Linked DNA regions of Homo sapiens: region 1 is linked to region 2. A link is a contact called in ENCODE Hi-C or POLR2A ChIA-PET data. All regions are on one chromosome and are shown on one strand. The core of a region is the stretch at or near the end of the contact, and the rest is flanking DNA. Distances in the headings are between cores, read along the strand shown. Region 1 has its middle 58 kb from the start of SNORD28B. Region 2 has its middle 20 kb from the start of SNORD28B.

Region 1 (6,783 bases), core at 3,288-5,787, 41 kb after region 2:
TACTTGTGCACAACGTGCAGGTTTGTTACATATGTATACATGTGCCAGGTTGGTGTGCTGCACCCATTAACTTGTCATTAACATTAGGTATTTCTCCTAATGCTATCTGTGTCTGCTCCTCTGACCAAACCAGCAGCACCTAAGGGCAGAAATCATTTTGAGTATAGATTTGTAACCACACTGTCTCAAACACAGAAAGTGCTCAAGAAATATTTGCTCAAAGAAAGAAGGAAATACCTACAGCAAGTGGACAGGGTAGCTTAAGAGGTGTGGCAACCAGAGTCCCTGAAGTTATCACTCTGAAATACAGCCCCTGGATTGAATGACAACCACAATGATTGCCCCAGATTATTTTTAAAAGGTTAAGATATGTTCCATATCCTTTGTTTGAAAAGGCAAGTACAAGTGTGATATATTTTTAGAAAGATTTTGATAATAGCTATAGAAAAATCATTTATTTGAAACATATTATCTGAATTAATATTTAATAGATGAGGAGCTACAATCAACGTTATTTTGTGTGTGTGTGCACATCAACATCATTTTTACTAAAAAGATTAAATTTAATCATAAGTAGTTATAATTACATCTAAATCATTCATTTAGCCATTTAAGCAAGTAGAAAAAAATTCAACTAAAATAATTTGGAATATAGAAATTATGTCAATACCCCTTAAAAAGAGTACATGAAATGCAAAATTGATGTAGCTATTCTTTTCTTTTTATTTAGCTTTTATTTTAAGTTCAGGGGTACAGGTACAAGCTTGTTATATAGGTAAACCCATGTCATGGGAGTTTGTTTTATAGACTATTTCATCACTCGGGTATTAAGCCTAGTATTCATTAGTTATTCTTCCTGAGCATCTCCCTCCTCCCACTCTCCACCCTCCAATAGGCCATAGTGTGTGTTGTTCCCCTCTGTGTGTCCATCTGTTCTCATCATTTAGCTCCCACTTATAAATGAGAACATGTGGTATCTTGTTTTCTGTTCTTGCATTAGTTTGCTAAGGATAATGGCCTCCAGCTCCATCCAAGTTCCTGCAAAGGACATAATCTCATTCTTTACATGGCTGCATACTATTCCATGCCGTATATGTACCACATTTTCTTTAACCCATATGCCACTGATGGGCATTTAGGTTGATTCCCGGTCTTTGCTATTATGAATAGTGTTGCAATGAACATACACGTACATACGTCTTTATACTAGAGTGATTTCTATTCCTTTGGGTATATACCCAGTAATGGGATTGCTGGGTTGAATGGTATTTCCATTTTTAGGTCTTTGAGGAATCACCACATTATCTTCCATAATGTATCGATATTATTTAGTCAATGCATGAACTAAAAGGAACTGGTATTTCTAAGACACAAACTCTGAACCATAACTTCAAGCTTTGCTTCTCTTGTTGACCTAGGGAGTGTCTGGTCACCTTCCAAGAGGTAGGCCAAAGAAGCAGCTCTTGTTTAAAGTAATAGCAATGGGATGGGCTTCAGTAAAAATGTGCACATCAAAACATGAGGCACCTGCATACAAAAGGAAGGTTTCTGCTCCTAGGGTGAAGAGATTTTGTTCCTTTCTTTCTTTTAGCACAATTCTGTTTACTGTTCAGCCCTAGGAAAGTATATAGTGTTGTTGAAATATTAATAATTATACTACTTGTCCAAACAAACTCTTTATGTTCTGCTTTTGGAAAGGCGATCAAGGTGAGGTGGGGATGGGGCAGGGAGCACAGGGATGCATCTGCCACTTCATTGCCTGACATTTAAATACAGGTTGACACATTTAAATCCAACCCTAACCACACCAGGAAGTGACAGCACGTTATAAAATAATAAATGTGATATCATTAGGGGAGGTGACAAAACCCATTGTTTGTTTTCTGGGCCTCTTCCATGTATTTGGCAGCACTGTCCCAGATGTTTGAGATCATTTTAATTCAGCTGTAAGCCTATCTGTTAAAAAGAAACACAAATATCACACCTGATACCCATTCAAGTTAAATATCCTATGATTATAACAGTAGAACAGGATCACCTTTGTGTTGACCACAAAGTTAAACTCAGTTACCTCCAATTGCCTCCACCTCCACCTCTTGACTGATTTCTGTGGTCTCAACGCAAGTGGGACAAATGGAGTGGCCAGGAGACAACCCAACAAAGCCGCACAGGGCCAAGGAATCTGCACATCTCACAGCCTTCCCAGCACCCACTTCCCATCCTTAATGACTTTCAAGGTTAAAACACACTTCTTTTCAAAGTCAAAGCAGTGGGCAGCTTCATGGCAGCTCTGCAAAGCATACTCCAGTTCTGAAAATGTGCCCACTGCCACCATGTTAAAAGGAAGAGCTGCTTTAATCTCCAGCTGATTGTCAGGGCTAAAGAAAGTCATGCCAGGCAGTAGCCAAGCCAACCCGGGCTGGCTGCATTAACAAACAGAAGAGCACCTGGACACCCATGGTACAGCAAACAGCCGAGATGGTGAGAGGAGGAAGAGGGGCCAGAGCATCTTAACAGGGTCAGAATGACCCTCCAGAGACACCCTGCAGAGACCCCAAGTATCACCCCAAAGTGATCCAAGAAAGGCCTCATGCTTAGGCGCCAGGGACAACTGTTACTGGCGGTGCTGGGCAATGCATTGTCAGTGTACTACTTTGAATGCCATTCCCAAGCCCTCTAAACATTAGTAAAATGATATTTTCATTAAGAATAAAAATACAATTATCAAAATCTTTCCATTCTCATTCTATGACCAGAAAATGAGGAAGACAAGGAGAATGGAGAAAAGTCATCCACAATTCCCACCTTTATATCATAGCCTCTGAAACAAAACATAAGGAAAATAGTCTATCAAGTGGCTCCAGGTGGTGAGCGATGTACAACTGTCGCTGAGAAAATGGGGTGGAATACGTAAGCTTGCTTTCTAGATGTTTGGTGGTCTCTTTTTCTAGGAAGGAACTGATGCTATAGAATTGTAGGGGCTTTGTTTTTGTTTGTCAGATTTGATAGGAAACTGAGAGTTCATCTTGTCCAAATGCCCATGGTGCAGATCAGCTGGGAGGCTGCTCTGAGGCCCACCCTCCAGCCTTCACCTCTTTCCCAGATTGCCTTGCCAACGGCCTCATGGCTGGTAGAGCCCATGGGAAGCACCGGCTGGACCCTAAAAGGCAGGGGAAAGGAAAGGCCAGGACATTGGTCCTCCTGTTTCAATGTCAGTAGGAGGTCCCCGCCAAAGGCTGCATCTCCTCTGAGGCTCCAGGCCCAGACAAGGCCCCTCTCCATGGCCATTGGTCCCTCTGGGTATCCCCCGTGGGGTTTTAGCACTAGCCAGAAGACCACCTTCTGGCTACCCTCGAAGACCACCTTCCCCTTTGTTCCTCCAGCCCTACGTATGTAGATACATCTTGTTCATTCTTATCTCCAGATGGCCTCCTTGCCCAGTGTCACCAATCCCCAAATCTCCTTAGTCTAGACTACATAGAGTGGATTCTGGCACCCTGGATCAATGCTGACTGCTGTACTTAACGGATGAATCCTCTCTACAATGCCTCTCAGGAAGCTTTCTAGGCTTTGCTTAAATGCTTCCAAAGACTTGGAACTTATTACCTCAAAGCTTCCTTGCACAAATAGATTAGCTGGACTATCTTCCTTCTGTCCCACCTGCCTCCCACTTACCTTTAGCCCAGAGCTTCATAGAATTGGTCCAAGCTCACTCTCAGCACCAGAACCCCTAGGTGCCACTCCCATGCAAAGGAAAGGTTAGGGTTGAGTTTGTGGTCTGATCTGAAGGGCAGTTAGAAGGTCCCTCCTGAAATCTCACCAATTATGATTCATTTCATAAGACTAAAACACTGACACCTCAAAGTATCCACGTTACAAAAATACTGCATTCGTGGGAAATGCACAAAGCTGCCATCATGGACTGAAAGCTTCGCAGGAATTTATTCTATGTCTTTCCTTACAGTGATTGGCTGACAACAGGGCTCTTTGGAAAGGGATCTTGATGAAATGAGGGCTGGGGAGGAATGCCTTTGGAGCATCCAGGAGTCCTGGGGTAGAGACAGCCTGCGAAAGTGGCCCACAGCTGGGGCTGTGAGCTGCCAGAGGAGAAATTCTCTGAGCAGTGAGACACACATCAGAGAGCGCAGAGGGGAGAGTTCCTGCAAACAGCGACCACGCGGCAGCTTTGCTGGGATGATCCTGCACACCTTTTCTCAGCCTATCTTCCAGGGTCCCCTCCTGCCCCTTCTTGCACTCCAGCGGACAGAAGCTGCGGCCATGCTTACCTTCACTCCAACAAATAAAAAGAAGGAAAATGCCAACAAAATGATTGCTTGCATTCATATGTGCCGTTCCTGCAAGTTTAGCATATTTCACTGGTAAGCACTGCAGGAAGTAAAAAATACTGCTCAAGAGGAGATTTTATCCAGCTGCCCTCTTCCCAGAAAGTAAACAGATAATAAAATAAATCTAATCAGCATTCCTTTTCACTTAGCTGAAATTAAATTTTACTCATCATGGGTAAGTAGCTAATTACATGTTTAGTGTAAAGAAAATTCCGAGGACATTACCTTATTTACTTTCTTCTTGTGTCAATAGATGAGGGACATTGGCATTCAGATGGAGGTGGCAACAGCTGGCGGCTTATGTCAATGTACCTTTTATGGCCTGAATTCAGAGCTACACAAAGCAAACAGGGGAGACGCTGGAATTAAATTGTCTTCGACCCCAAATCTAGGCAATCGCCCATTGATTTATAGCAACTGCAAGTTCTGATGAAATTGCTTCTAAAATGGATTGATCCCTGGAGTCTAAGTGCTTTTTTTAAGCCAAAATTTCTTGAGTGCTTATCATGAACTAGGTATTTCTTATAGATTTTTATCACAACCCAGGAGGTAAGTCCTCTTTTTATACCCATTTCACAGTGGTAGAAACCCAAGCTTAAAGGCTAAACAACACCTCCAAGGTCAATCAGCTGGTAAGTGAGAGACCAAAATCTGTCTGACATCAAAGACAATACTTTTCATGGTGTGGTTGCCTCTGCCACAAAGGGGCTTCTTTCGGGGCCACACTACAGCTGCCACATGTTCACACTATGTGAGCCCAAGAGTTCTGAGGCTCTAGATCAGGAATGAAAGATAAAAAAGAAAACTCAAAATGCCATGCTTGATCACAGAACCAGTCATCTCTCACCTGCTCAAACCATCGCCTTTTGTCCTGTATCAAGAAAACATCCGGCTTCAGAGCTACCTTTAGGGTGACAGACCTCATACATGGCCACTTGCTTCTCGGCGCGATATCACTCCCCTAAGCTTTCCACTCAGGAAGTCGCTCCTGTATGCTGCACACTGGCAGAGAACACACTTGCTCTCTGTAAAGTGTTTAGGGAATTCAGCAGACTGTACAATCCGTAGTGTTGTTAATGAGAGCTGTGTGTTTAATTCCCCATGCTCTGAGCAGGACCCAGGGGTATTCTTTTTTAACTCGGGAAACACACAAATGCAAATAATTCCATACCAATAGAACTGCCCTGAATTAGTAAGGCTTAAATGAGTCTGTGCACAATTATTCCAGCTCCTGATCATTACTCATCGAAGCTTATGTGTATGTCATTACATTTTTCTTTTAACACACTCCAAACAAATGTCTCCAGTCTCTGGAAAAGAAACTTTTGCAGTCTATTTTTTTTTTTTTTTCCAGTTTCAGATATCCTAGGTCGTTGTCAACATCCTACCAGCTTTTTCATTCAATCTATTTTTTTCTATAGCTATTTTGAATCTTATCTGGAGATACAGTTAAATAAAATCTGTTTGAACCTAAAGACTTGAATTTGTCACATGCAGCCTCTAGACAATAAATAAAAAGAAACAAGGCCAATCACCCTGTCTAGGTGATGGCTACAACTACCAGAGAAAAGTATTTTCCCTCCATGATGAAAAGTCCATTGCAGCAATGATTGCTCAGCAATGGATGTTCCCATCAAAACATGCCCCCAAAGAGTTTCTCCCAGGTTTAGCATAGAGAACAGAAGCTATAATGCTTTTATTTATAGTGACCTGGGAGATAGATTAGCTCATTTAAAGGATACTTAAGACCATAACAAAAGTCATCAACTTTTGATGGTGCCCAACCCTCCCTGGGGAACAAATTCTTCCAGGTTATGTTTCCAGAGACCAACCAGAGATACAGGAATAAAAAGGTGTTCCCATACCACCTGAATGCAGATTGCCAGACCACAGCTAGGTCCTATTGAAAATCATACACTTAGGAAGGACTTACCCCAAGGGAAGAAGTTGGGCAGTACGGGGTACTGTTTTGGGTACCTATCCAAACTAAAACTGCCATTTTAGAGAATCCACCAAAATATATCTGACATCATGTTACCTGAGACCTGGTGGAGAAATACTGTGGGAGGAGGGAGGCAATCCACAAATTTCAGCTTTACTGTGAATTTTTAGTCTCACATTGCAAGGACTCCTTCCTCGTCCCTACTGACACCTGTTCTTGCCTGTAAATTAGGATGTAAAACTTACCGCCCCTTCCCAAAAGACTGAAGGTAGCCTTTGAATTCCTTTCATTTGTATCAATCGGTTATGATTTAACACTGACTGAAAACATAGGCCATCTATCTTCCACTTCCTGTCTTTCTGACTCAGTGGCCCCCTTTTTATCCACTCCACTCTGCCCAGTCTATTTTCATTTGGGGTGAATCACTTCTTCCTCACGAGTTTCTCCATTTTCTCCCCTTCCCTCACCCTCTTGGATTTTCCCTTTCAAATAAAG
Region 2 (6,662 bases), core at 1-2,500:
CAGGTCAGTCAAGCCAACAGAAAATGGTAAATTCACATTTATGGTGTGAACCAAGGCCATCACTAATAAAACTGTAACCTCGCTGGTGGAATACTGAAATATGTCTTGACATCTTTGCAAGAGTTGTAAAGAGAGCCTGGAAAAGAAAAGGAAAGCCCAAGCATTGTTTGCATTTTCTTTTTGCATTTCATTCAGCAAAGACTTTTTAAAAACTTAGTAGAGGGTGATACCAGATGTATTTAGTCTGCAGTATGGCCAGCCTTTAAGTACATGAAGTAATCCCGTCCAAACAGCAGCACAAGTGCCTCAGTTATCTCAGGTAACCAGTTTGGAAACAGCAAGAGGGCTTTGGGTTAAATATCAGAAAATATTCATAAGACACCATAACAACAGAAACAGAGTCGAACTAAAACTTTGTGGCAAAGCCAATATGTAAATCACAGCTGGTGATTTCTGTTAGGAACTTTGGTTTGGGAGGTTTCACAGCTTCATCTCCAAAGCCCCGATTCAAAACCACAATGTTCAGCAAGTCAGTGAGATTTCATGCTTTTATCTGAAACCCAGACCGACAAATGCATCTCTTGATGCAATTCAGGATCTCTGAATCTTCGCTAAAGAACCGAGCTAACCCATGGAACGCAATCTCAAAGCCTTGCTCTTACCCAGAGAAGCACAGTTGCCACTTAAAGGTTCAATAAAAGGAGAGGTAGGGAAATGCCTGCTGCCACAGCCCATTAGTTGCTACATTTAAACCCCTACCACAGTAACCAAATGTGATTGAGGTTTCAGAAGGAAACCTACACGGTATGAAATGTAGCAATCATTGGTCTATAAATATAGGATGTTATTCACTGTCAAGTACTTTCTCTAAAGGAGGGGTAGGGGGAATTCTTACTGCAAAGGTAGGTTGCAAAATTTTTTCACCTAGAAATAATTTAGAAACCGGCTGGGGCACAATCTCATAATGTCTCAGGTGCAAAAAGTTTCTGATGCACCGGAAACAAAAGCTGGCAAAACAAAAGCGACGTCAGTTGTCTCTCTGTTCTACCAATTGAAGCTTGGGTGTAAAAGGAGAATGTTTTTTAAATCCAGGGATTAGTGAGGGACGCTAACCCCTGAACCGGGATTACTGAGGGACAGAGAAAGAAAATGTAGAGGAGGAAAAAGGAACATTTTACAAAAGATTTCCTTCGTAACTACCTTCAGACCCCGGGGCTGCAGAAAGGAGTAGGCGGCTGCGGTGTCCTGGGCCCTGCGCGTCCACGCGTGGGAGGCGAGGCCAAGGCTGCCAGGAGGCGCTCCCGCACCCCAGGTGCGCTCCTCCAAGGAGGCCCACCCGCCTCCGCTGGCCCAGTTTTCGCTGTTTTCTCGGCGCACCACGGCGCCTGCAGTTAGTAGGCAATCCATCCCCCCGAGCTGCAGCGAGTTAAGCTGCAGGCCTTTTGTAACGGCCTCAGGTGTGAGCTGCCGCAAGCCCCCCCCACCCCCACCCCCGACCAGAGGATCACCGGCCCGGCCGAGAGGACTAGGAGCCAGGTGTGCGAGGCCGAGGGATCCACGCCGTTCCCGCCCAGCGCCCCCTGGGTTATTAGGCCTCGCTCCCCCACACAGCCCAGCTGGTAGCGAGGCCGGAATCAGGGCCCTCCGTCGGAGCTCCCACCTTTAAAAGAACGCGTCCAGAGGGCGGAGCCAGCTTAAAAGCGGGTCGAGACATTCACCTGTGGTTAGGCAAAGACACGAGAGAAATAGTTAATTCCTCAGGTGCCCCAAATCACAATAGAGCTCGGGAAGGAGGAACAACTTGACAGAGAAAAGAGGACAGGACATTGATCAGGGAAGATGTCTGCAGAGCTTGAGGTTGGGGGATTGGGTTCCAACCAGGGAAGGTAATTCTGCAAAATTGGAACACACAGGCCCTCTGTCTGTAGGCAAGTCTGACAAAGGGCACAATCCAGGAAATGGAATCGAGATGCGTCCCCTGCCTCTCAGCCTACTGACCCACTTTCCTCCGGCTACGTCTCCCCCAGATCCATGCCCCTCCTTAAATCTTCCTGCTAGCCCAGAGGGAGGAAGGATGAGGCCTGGGGATCACAATGTAGGTGGAACGAGAAACCTGGGTCTGTTTGACAGTTTCAGAAGCAAAGAAGCGTCTCTCTCTTTCCCAAAAAAAAAATCCTTTCTGAGCCCCCCTCACTCAGTCCCACCATACATACATACACAATGCACCTGAGGAGACCTCCAACTCCCTGTCAAGGAGGCTGAATTTCTACACGTAGTCGCTCATTTTGTTTAAAGCGCAGAAAACATCTGCACCTAATAAAAGATGTTAGTGTGCCATTCTAGAAAAGAGAAGCCTTTGATACATTCTTTGGTGTTAATGCTGCGGCATGAAGTATTTTCCCAGATTGCAGTCTGTTATCTGAATGGGGCAAAGATTCCCTAAGTGAAGGGAATATTGAAAGAAAGTTCTGGAGCATGCAATCCTGTCCAGTTGAAGTACTGCAGGAAAAGGAAGCACGCACACACATATGTACACAAATGCACACTCATACAGGCAAATCCTCCATGACTGTGCCTCAGAATCACCTTATTCAATTGACAGAAGCACAGTGTGACTACCATACTTTTGTTACATCCATGAAGTGTGTGTAAAGAAACACAAGTCACACGATCCTTGGCTGGCATGGCTGCCTCTGCCCTGCAAGTGCCCATGGCCACAGGGAGTTGCAATGGTACCAGCATGGGCTTTGCATTAAGTATATTTAGGTTTGAATCCTAATTCTCGCACCTTCTGACACAACCACCTGAATTCAAGTTCTGGTTCTTGCTCTCAGAAGCTGTGTGGTCTTGGGCAGGTGACCTGACTTCCCTGCCTCTCTGTTTCCTCATCTGCAGTGAGTGTAGTAACCTCAGACAATCCATGCAAAGCACTTAGCGTGGTGCCCGCCACGTGCTCAATAAAAATGAACTATCATCACTTCAATTATTAACCATTAGATTTTGGGTAATTTTCCTGCTCTCAGCCTCAGATTCCTCATCTGTAACATGGAGATGATCTTATCTACTTTGACAGGAATATTATGCAGGTTGAAGGAGATATTATGTAGGAGAGTTAGGGAGCACTCAACAGATGACAGCAGTGATGGTGATTAGGAGAAGGAGGATGAGGATGATTTTGACGTTAAATATGTTCAAGCCAAGCCAGAATATTCACAGGTACCAGCCCAAGCCCACCCGTTAACAGGAAAGGTAAGCACCCATTCACCCCTGCCTGCCCCTGGATGGTGACAATATTTGTCTCATCAGGTGGATTCTCTTTGGCCTAATTAGTTTTACGCAATTAGGTCTGAAACTACATATGATATAACCCAAATTCAGGGAATCTCAGCTATTTAATTGTTTCTTTCCTTTTTCCCTTTTCTCTAAGCTCTGATGTAAGGTAGTGTCTCAGGTAATTGACTCATCTGCCCGTATTTGTTCATTACAGCTGTTGCTAGGAAGTTATTATGTAAATGGCCCTGCTCCTCAATCTCCATTATGCTTTCTTCTTGTTATTGTGAGATGGAATTAAGTGCTAGCCCTGTATTGAGTTTTTATTAGAGTCTTTTTATACTTTCTTATTTTTCTCTCCTCCTTTATCAGTCCCTTTAGAAGTTAATCCTTTTAAGGACTTTAAAGAAGATGCAGAAATTCTTGAGCACCTTGGTGGGGAAGGGGGCTGGATTTCAAAGTGGGTTGAGCCTCTCCTTCTTCATTGTGTTGATATTTAGTACCTGGCTTCTTTAATTTTCAAAAAAAAATCAAATTTAAAACATCATCATGCTCCTATAAGCTTCACTACTTCTGATAATCAAATAGCAGGTTTCAACTTGACACATGGATAGGGTAGCAGTGTGCCACGTTCATTACCATCCCTTCTACTGGATTAGGTAACTGAGTCTAATAAAGATAAAAAGCTTCCAAGATAAAAGGAAAAAACAAACACTAGTACCAAAAGTAAACAATAAATTAAATAACTAGCACAAAACCAATTTGGAAATATAGGATTAGGATGTTGCTTTATTTTTTTGCCACATTGCAAAAGATATTTGTTACATGTTCCAAAGTGCAGAGTCAATATAATTTTCACCCCCTAAAGGTATACCGCACATGTATGAAGATTTCAAAACCAGCCCAGCAGGATTTCCAACAAATGGAAAGTGAAGTTGCACATTTCATTTCAGATACCTGTTTCTAAATCATTGATTTTTGTAGAAATGTCACACTGTACTGAAGAGAAGTCTCTCTTTCTCAATAAGCATACAGCCAACTTCCCAGAAAATGCCAACGTTTTTAGTTAAGACAGAAAGCTTCAGAAAAGCCCATGAAATTCAACTCACTCTCCCACCTTATGCACACAATATCCAGCGACTTCAGTTACACACCAGCCTTCATCCCTGCACTTCAGGGGGAGTTTTAAGCCTAAAACAAGGAGTGAATTGGCCCTACCCCTGCTGAAAATTTGTGGGAAGAACAGTGGGAATCAACTACTTACTCTTTAGTTTCAATACACAGAGGAGAAAGGGTTAGACTTATTGCTCAGGGTAATAAGGTCAAAGCTGTAAGGGGTAAAAAGACTGCAGGTTTACACATGTAGTTTTATTTTTCACGATGCTTTAACCTTCAAGCCAAATCTTCAAAGACTAGAACCAGCACTCTAAGAATAGAACACATGTTCAAATTCAGTGTCTCCACCAAAACTATGTACATTTAACTTAAAAGAAGAGATGATGGCTGGAAAACAAATAGAGGAAACAAGAATGAAAAATTCTAGATAAATGTTGAATCTGAGTAAAGTGTCTATAAGGGTTCATTATTACTATTTTCACTATTAATACTTTTGTGTGTGTTTGAGAATTTTCGCAGTGAAGTATTTCATGGAGTCCCTCTTACTCAAAGAAGATTGGGAATCACTAGACCAGAGGGTAGAACGGTGACTCAGCCATTTATCTCGTGGAGGAAGGCAAGAATAGTTCCACTGAATAGTGCTTACATTTCTCTGAGGCTCTTGGGCATCAGCATAAAGATGTTCAATGTTCTTTGGTTAAGAGGACCATCCTTCTCAAGAATCATGGTGGCGGATTATGACTTCTCCCCCCTGAAGGCTGAGCTCAATGTGCTTATTGGCCTAATGTCAGTTTTAGAAAAAACTGGGGAGAAGACCTTTGACTGTGGCTAACTATACACAACACAAAGCTTGATGTGGGGTGAATAAAACAGGCAGCAGGGGTAGAGACAGGCAGTAATTTCATAAATGCACTAAAGTGCTAGAGGTGCTATATTAGAAGGAATAGTGGGGTACAGACAAGACAGGGAATCAGAAAAAGTTTCCTAAAGGAGGTGAATCTCAGCAACTTCCTGCACAGCCTGCTGTACAGTCCACAATTCCCAGTCCATTGTAGGTGGTAAGTACTTATTGAATGTTATTGAACACTGTCACCACTCTTTCTTAAAAATTGTCCGTGGCTCAACTCTAAACACAAAATGAAATCCAAATTCTTCAGCCAGTCACTCAGGGCCCTTCATAGCCAGACAACATCCTCCTTTCCAATCTATCCAGACTTATCTCCTGCAATCCCATCTGATATAGTCTGGCTCTGTATCCCCACCCAAATCTTGTCTTGAATTGTAATCAAAATTGTAATCCCCAAGTGTTTGGGAAGGGACCTCATGGGAGGTAATTAGATCATGAGGCAGTTTCCCCCATGCTGTTCTCATGATAGTGATAGTGAGTTCTCATGAGATCTGATGGTTGTATAAGGGGATTTTCCCCCCTTGGCTCTGCATTTCTCTCTCCTGCCGCCATGTGAAGAAGAAAGTGTTTGCTTCCCCTTCCATCATGATTGTCAGTTTCCTGAGGCACCCCACCCCAGCCATACAGAACTGTGAGTCAATTAAATCTCTTTCCTTTATAAATTACCCAGTCTTGGGCAGTTCTTTATAGCAGCGTGAGAACAGATTAATACACTATCTCTGCCTCCAGTCAATCTCAGGGAGCTCATTTCTCCAAACTTCCCTGAACCCTGATAACTCAGCATGTCCAGGTTGCATCTGTGCCCAGCCTAGCACCTCCAAAAGTGAGAGGAAAAGAGAAAGATGCAGGTCCTGAGGTGAGGCCAGGTGGATGCCATTTGCAGCAACAGGGAGAGTCAGGGAGGACGAGTGGCTTCTGCTATAGAACCTCACCAAAAAGTAGGCAAGTCTGTCAATAGTTAAGAAAAATGTTTTCCATTATAAGGCCTCTGCACCCAGATAAAATCCTCCACAATCAGTTCCACAGAGGGAATGCTGCCCTACTTAAAGAAAGGTTTTCTGAAACATTTCTGAATCAGGAGTTCCTAAGTATTCACATGTAGAGTTTATTTTATGTCCTCCAGATCCAAAATACTGTCTCGGTTTTCATTCCTCCAGAAGCAAATGCTAATACAAGGATTTGGGTACAATTAAGTGATTTGGGAGGTGCCCATAGCCTTGCAGGGGAAGGGGCACATCAGACAGAGAAGGAAAGAAGCCAATAAGGAGTGTGTTGTGGAGCAGGTGACAACTGCAGGCAATGGGACCTTAATCCCACTGAGGAGCTCGAGACATTCCATTTAATCTCAGCTCAAGCTGAGACTATCCCA

What was found. A loop is a pair of places that touch in the nucleus more often than their neighbours do. ChIA-PET counts read pairs that join two places held with the same protein, here RNA polymerase II (POLR2A). Pooled maps may share reads with other maps.
Region 1: a map of endothelial cell of hepatic sinusoid shows a loop between it and region 2 (4-fold over the local background). The contact joins two enhancer-like sites. A Hi-C loop is called at or near these places in 1 of 168 maps with a recorded cell type or tissue (endothelial cell of hepatic sinusoid) and 1 of 50 pooled maps. POLR2A ChIA-PET finds 5 or more read pairs at or near these places in 7 of 52 experiments (B cell, CD4-positive, alpha-beta T cell, CD4-positive, alpha-beta memory T cell and 4 more).

Annotation. Positions count from the first base shown.
Region 1 is chr6:156,433,159-156,439,941 of GRCh38, forward strand. No RefSeq gene overlaps it. Among named protein-coding and RNA genes, the nearest start is that of SNORD28B, 58 kb to the left of the region's middle. Within about 2 kb of position 4,538, at least 2 of the 41 ENCODE cell types and tissues checked have a DNase peak (open chromatin) inside an H3K27ac peak, as active enhancers do.
Region 2 is chr6:156,395,706-156,402,367 of GRCh38, forward strand. No RefSeq gene overlaps it. Among named protein-coding and RNA genes, the nearest start is that of SNORD28B, 20 kb to the left of the region's middle. RefSeq lists a silencer at 469-518 and enhancers at 800-1,330, 1,331-1,860. Within about 2 kb of position 1,251, at least 6 of the 41 ENCODE cell types and tissues checked have a DNase peak (open chromatin) inside an H3K27ac peak, as active enhancers do.